Linked DNA regions of Homo sapiens: region 2 is linked to region 1. Evidence: chromatin contacts called from ENCODE Hi-C data. All regions are on one chromosome and are shown on one strand. The core of a region is the stretch at or near the end of the contact, and the rest is flanking DNA. Distances in the headings are between cores, read along the strand shown. Region 1 holds the start of LINC01376 (long intergenic non-protein coding RNA 1376). Region 2 has its middle 95 kb from the start of LINC01376.

Region 1 (3,606 bases), core at 103-2,602:
AGATGTCAGATACTATGCATAAAATCCCCTGTTAATTCTCACATCGCAACAAAGCAGGCAATATTACTCCTATTTTGCCAGTAGGAAAACTGAGGCTCAGAGAGGTTACAAAACTTAATTTTAAAAGTCATGTATCTCATACATGGTGGAGTTAGGCTTAAGATTTAGCTGTGTTTGATTTCAAATTCTGTCTTCGTTCCACCATGCTGCTGTTGTTTCTTCTCTAGCAGTTCTCAGAGCCTCAAGAGAAGGCTTTTCCCTCTAGGAGTGTACTGCATTTGCTCCTTCTGGCCTGGAGACCTGCCCCTTTAATAGGTAACCTGGATGAAAGACCCCAGAGCGACCTCCCCACAGTTACACCTCCTAGTTCCTTTCTGGTTCTCACATGGGCAGGCACTGATAAATCAGCTCACGGTACACAGGCTCAGTTTGAATTTCAACAACATTTTCTAAAAACAGTAACCAGATGCAATTCAAATCACATTTTGTCCACATAAGGAATCCATTCCAAGAAAAGTCAGAGGATGCGTCTCAGTCAGATGAGTGGCTTCTAATCTTCCCTGGCCTTGTTTTAGAACTCCAAGAAGAAATAATATCCAGATTAATTTTAGAGTTCAGTCATTGAATTTGGTCTCAGGAAAATTGCATATATAATTTAGTCTTATAACGATAACCCCGAGATCAAAGATCACTCAAGGGTAGTGATCCCTCTAGACACCTGTCACACTCAAAACAATTTCCTCTTTTCAGTTTAAAGAACTATTTCAGACTTTGTTTTCTCACAGGCTACTTTGAAGAAACAGGCCACCATCCTGGGAGTAAAACAGAGTTCTTCACGAATTACATCATTTATTTTTCAACAAATATTAACTTAATTTGGTTTAGTTTAATAAGAGCGCATGATCACAGATTTGATAACCAAATGGATTCCTTGACATAAACTTCAGTCCTGGTTTAGCTCTCTTCCAGGAAGAAAAACAAAGTCTCTCAAAGGTAATTGGTATATCACTCTTCCAAAGTGGGAAAAAAAAGAAAGGGTAGGCTTTCAATTTTCTTAAACATAAAACTCAAAATCCACATATAATAATAAACAAATGGTTTAAGGCATTTTATGTCATAAATGTCCTGCCATTATTTAGTTATGAATTTTCAGGTTCAGGAATTATGCTAAAACCCAAGAGTCATTATGGAATGTCTGCATATTTGATTTCCAAAGCTCCAGATAGGTTTTAATGTGTTCAATATTATACCACTGTACTCCCCAAACTATTTCTGTATCCTCAGAGACATGTCCTAATAGCAGGCCTCTGTGTCTTCTGCTTAGTGAAAAGTGTGAATAATAGCTCCAAAAAGAATATATATGTAATATATAGCTTTTTTTTTTTTTTTTACTTTAACATATGTTCCCACATAGCCAAATGATTCAACTCAGTACAGTTAACAACTTAGAAAGGGATTCATTGAATTTTCCAGGTCTCTTCATGGCCAGAGTTGCTTTGTAAGGAGACCCTAAATGTGGAATAATCAACATGTTAAAGTAATCTAGATGTTTATGATTTGATAACTCTTTAGTGCATTGTTTAACAACATGTTTTCAATTTACTTTCCTTCAAATAGCTCCAAATAACCCCGTGATTTTGGATGATTGATTATGGGAATGCTGCTTTCACTGTACATCCAAGGTAATTTTAAAATTACATCTTCTTTTCATTGTTAAGGGGTAAAATCATTTGCAGGTCTTGACATGATTTATCAGAGATAGAGGGACAAAGGGTCAGTCCTGGTCTCACTCTATTAGGACATTATTATGTGATCCCAGAAGGAAAGCATGCAGCTCTGTGGAAGCTGGGTTCTAGTTCCAACATGTCAATAATCAGTTCTGTGGCCCTAGAAAAGTCATCAACTTCCCCGGCCTCACTTTCCTTCCATTTGGAAACCAACAAAACAATTCAAATCAACACTTCTTCCCTAGAGATTGTGATTCATTGTAAGTGGAGATGGGCCCAGAAATCTGTATTTTCTGCTTAAGAACCTGTTGTTTATAACCAGATCGTTTGGAAAATACTAGATTAAATAGCTTCTAAGTCCAAGTCTAAAATTGTACAACTCTAGAACCAAGATTTTCTGTTCTCCAGACATTTTTTCTTTCAATATAACTATTCAATTTTGTAAAATTATTTATCCATCTTAATGACAATCTTACTTCACAGTGACTGATGCCTGTTTCTCTCAGACACTGTGCTCATGCTTGTATGGAAATAACCTGTTTAATCCTACTAAGAACTTCACACTCTCAGTATGTTAGTATGATTATTAATCCTAGACGCTGCAACAGACAAATTCCCCAATCTCAGGGGCTTAACAAAGTAAAGATGTATTTCCTGCATATGTAAAATCCTCCTTCACCTTGTAACTATACTGTCTCAAACACATGTTCTTTATGGGAAGAGAAAGACGGGGACGCTCTGAATGATACCTATCTTGACACTTCTGTTCACAGTTCATTGGTTAAAATATCATATAACCTGACGTAATTGAAAGGCAGGGAAATATAAAGGAACATATACACATCTGGTAAGCAAAATCATCCACAGTAGAGAAGCTAGATTTCACAGTTTAAGAAACTGCAGCTCAGGAAGGCCAATTAAGAGTAGGGTGGGACCGGCCGGGAGCGGTGGCTCACACCTGTAATTCCAGAACTTTGGGAGGCCGAGGCAGGCGGATCAGGAGGTCAGGAGATCAAGACCAACCTGGCTAACACAGTGAAACCCCGTCTCTACTAAAAATAGAAAAAATTAGCTGGGCATGGTGGCAGGCACCTGTAGTCCCAGCTACTTAGGAGACTGAGGCAGAAGAATGGCATGAACCCAGGAGGCAGAGCTTGCAGTGAGCCAAGATTGTGCCACTGCACTCCAGCCTGGGCGACAGAGTGAGTGAGACTCAGTCTCAAAAACAAAACAAACAAACAAACAAAAAAGAGTAGGGTGGGACCATACTTGAATGTCACCTGGCATTTCATACAAAAAAAGAAGGCAGAGTTTCCAAGAATAGAATGTATATTTTTCCTTAGAGAGAAGATTTATTTTTCAAATACATAACTAGAGAAATGATATTGTTAAAGTTGTCCTTGCTACTGTGTCTTTGCATGCTAAAATCAAAAGACATCTTTCTCCTTCAAGCCGGCAGATATTCCTAATAAGGGGCCATGGGGTCTGAGGAGATTGGCTTTGCTGTGGTCTACTGTGAGTGTGACTCACTCATGACAACGAAATAGGGATCTCCGGATGTCAAAAATCATTCTTTCACCTTAGCTTTCCCAAACCGTTCTCATCACAGATCATTTCTTCACAACTGAACCTGTGAAATAACAGCTTTGCCCACTCAGAGCACACCTGTCATAAACAGATACTGTTTTCTTTCTGTCAATATTTTGATGCTGAGAAACCTCTCAATAATTCAATGATGAATTTTAAGGGTGTGGAGGGACCCCAAGATCTGTGGCAACAGAATTCGGGATGATAGGTCTTGTGTTGGAGGAGCCTGTAGTCTGCAGCAAAACAAAAAAAAATCACAACAACAAAGAAACGGGGTGCTGCCATCGTCCGT
Region 2 (3,307 bases), core at 522-3,021, 95 kb before region 1:
ATAATACACTGCACTGGCTGTAGCCTTGGGAGAATGTCTGGCAAAGAAAAGGAGGCAAATATATACACAACCCCAAAACAAGGTGGTTATTTCATAGTGGGGCTTCTGTGGGACCTCCTTCTTCCCAAGGGTTGGCTAGAACAGTCATTTCCTGATATGGTTTGATTCTGTGTCCCCGCCCAAATATCATGTCAAATTGTAATCCCCAGTGTTGGAGGTAAGGCCTGGTGGGAGGTGACTGGATCATGGGGACAAATTTCCTCCTTTGGTGCTGTTCTCCTAATAGAGTTCTCATGAGATCTGGTTGTTTAAAAGTGTGTGACCCCTCTCCCCTTCTCTCTCTTACTCTTGCCCTGGCCATGTAAGATGTGCCTGCTTTCCCTTCGCCTTCCACCATGATTGTAAGTTTCCTAAGGCCTCCCCAGCCATGCTTTCTGTACAGCCTTCAGAACCATGTGCCAATTAAACCTCTTTTCTTTATAAATTATCCAGTCTCAGGTATTTCTTTAGAGCAATGCGGGAACAGACAAGTACATTTCCCCAGCCGGGTCTTCTAATGTATCACCACTTCTTGAGAACCTTGTGAAAAGGATTCAACAGTCAAGTGGGCTTAGAAAAAGCTGCATCTTATTTCTTTTGGAAATTTACAACACACCCTGAGAAGTCATATAGGACCAAACCCATCTAAATTTATCTCACAATGTTTTGAATATTGTTGCATGGAAACTTTCCCCTGCTGAATACCTGTTAATATATCATTTAATGAATGTTCAGCAGCTCTCATTTTGTGAAACCCCACATTTTGTGAAACCCTTCTCAGGGCTTCTTAGTGAGGTCAGTTTCTTTGCAGTGCTTTCTGAATGCTGCACGACTTACCATTTATGAAACAAGTGTCACAGATTAACCTCAGTTAATCCTCAAAGCAACTTTGAGGTAGGTACTAGTCATTCAATCACTAATTAATTAAATAATTCATATTTATTAGTTATCTACTATGGGCATGGCACCCAGGACAAGTTTGCTATTATCCCCATTTTATAGATGGAAAAACTGAGGCACAGAAAAGTTAAATAATCTATCCAGAGTGACATGATCTGCAGATGACAGAGCCAGAAACAAATTTCAGCTTCTTTGATTCCCCATCTTCTGTTGTTTTCGCTTTTCTGACTGCAGATAAGTCTGTAACTGTCAGCTTGCCCCAGTATCACTCTAGAAGTTCAGGAGAGGGGTCTTTGCTATAAGCCGAATCTAGATTCCTGCTCTGTCTCATCTTCCCCTGATGTTGTCTCTGCTTTCAGCTCTGAGGGTCTGCAGAGACTCAGAGCCCCGGCCACCTTTGTAGTTCCATACTCTGAAGACAGAGAGCAAGACAGAGGCCTTTGAATTCCTCTGCACTTGGCTGCTTCCTAGAAGAGACTCTCCCAGACACAAAGCTTTGGGACAATCATTCTAAAGGGTGCCCAGGCATGGTGGGCAAGGGTGGGAGGCCTTTGGACCTTGGAGTTTCCTGTGCTGTGGTCTAAGACCTGTTCAGTCAAGTCGAATTGTACCGGAATTGTGGAGTTTGTGTAGCGAGCCCACAGCCAGCTGTTTATTATTTTAAGAACTCTTGGTTGCTGCTCTTAGATATGGGGGTGGAGGGGGGCAAGCCTACTGTGCAGGGCGGCTGCCACATTCTTCTGGGAATGACAATGTTCCTCTGTGTGCTCTGCAGTGACCCCTCGGGCAGAGCTACTGCATTCCAGAACCCTATGCAGCCAGATGAACAGAAACTATTTTATCTCCTCAGTTATTGAAACAGAGTTGAAGATCTAGCAGTTGGACTTCTTTCCCTCATGTAGCCTTTATATAGGGAAGACCCCACTGGGGACTTGGGATTGTGACACTCATGGCTGTATCAGAGTAATAGGTCTGCATGCTCACACTATGCTCTGTGAAGCTCCCTCTTCTTTTCCTCACCTTTCAAAATGTGTCCCTGCTGGGTGCCCTGCAGTATGAATGTCTCAGTGTCCCACTGAAACATCTGTTATTACCCAATCGGGCTCAACACCCCTTCCAGCCATGTCCCAAGACGCTAGCGCTGAGTACTTTCAATGAAACAGAGCAATGTCCTCGAGCTGTAAATGCCTCCCAAAGACAATCGGACAGAACTTCATTGTTTTGGGGAAGAAGGCGCCTCACATAGTGGTCACATTGTGGTTACCAGGGCCTGATGATTAATCCACAGAGAGGATGTGCAGGAGAGAAGAGCTGGCATCATTCCTGTAGACGGAGATTCTTGAAAATTTCATGTCTCCAACTGAACATGTACATCAGAAACACAAGATTCCCATTGTAACAGTTTCTTTGGTGACCTTATTTTTCCATTTGTCAGTTGGCATATATGTAAGTACCTTTTGTCTCTGCCCAGGGATACTGTGTTCCTGAAGTATAAATGTTTTTACTCTTCAAAAATTTACATTGTGCTGACTACAATTATACTTCTAAAGATGCACACATATTGTGCTTTCTAAAATTTCTAAATCAGAAATGAAATATTGGGCAAATGGTGCATGTAGAAATTAACATATTCAGATACTGATCAATATGTATATATTTAGTACAAATATTAAATTCTTTTTAAAATCAAGTTTTCAAAAGCTCTGTGCCCAGATCTTTTGGGGTTACTCTAGGGGTTTCAAGCACTATCTGCCATGATTCTGTCCTCCACGATTCTGTCCTCCACATGATCACCACCGAGTGAAGAGGACTCATAAAGTGAGACAAACACTATACTCATAGGCAAACGCTGTATGAGAGGAGCTGAAACAGAAGAATACAATGATATCTGGTGGATGACAATTCGCTGCTCTGACAATACTGGTACTGGACCTTAGACAACTTCTTTGAGTTTCTGTTCCCTCTTCCAGATAAGTTTGCTCTGAAGAATAAATCATGAGATGTATGTATAACACGCTCTTTCTCAACCAGCCTGATGGAATAGCTGGTTAATAAACATTTGTTTTAGGATGGCATTGTGATTTTGGACTCCTATGAAATATTTTCAAACATAATCTTAGTAACTGTGCCCCTCAGGCCTCTTCGGAACAGCAGTAGCTGCCAGGTGGGCAATGGCAATGGGGATGAAGGTGGGGCTGGTGCAAGAGTCATTAGGAATTTGGTCATTGGTTGGATATCAGATTAGGGAGATGTGTCTCAGAGAGTTTGTGTTTCTACAGTGGACAGCTGGGCATCTAATCCAGCTCCTCCAATATCCCAATTAAATGTATGCTTCAGCTTTTGGGGAAACCCAGCCCAGAGTGCACTG

Evidence for each region. Hi-C counts contacts between places; a loop is a spot of excess contacts on that map.
Region 2: a map of HepG2 shows a loop between it and region 1 (2.3-fold over the local background). The contact joins the enhancer-like site here to the promoter of LINC01376 in region 1. A Hi-C loop is called at or near these places in 1 of 168 maps with a recorded cell type or tissue (HepG2).

The regions. Positions count from the first base shown.
Region 1 is chr2:19,024,717-19,028,322 of GRCh38, reverse strand. LINC01376 (long intergenic non-protein coding RNA 1376) reads left to right here and starts at 1,352. Exons shown (of 4, transcript NR_135287.1): 1 at 1,352-1,682. The region is part of intron 5 of LOC105373456 (a long non-coding RNA gene); the gene reads right to left.
Region 2 is chr2:19,119,940-19,123,246 of GRCh38, reverse strand. No RefSeq gene overlaps it. Among named protein-coding and RNA genes, the nearest start is that of LINC01376, 95 kb to the right of the region's middle. Within about 2 kb of position 1,771, at least 5 of the 41 ENCODE cell types and tissues checked have a DNase peak (open chromatin) inside an H3K27ac peak, as active enhancers do.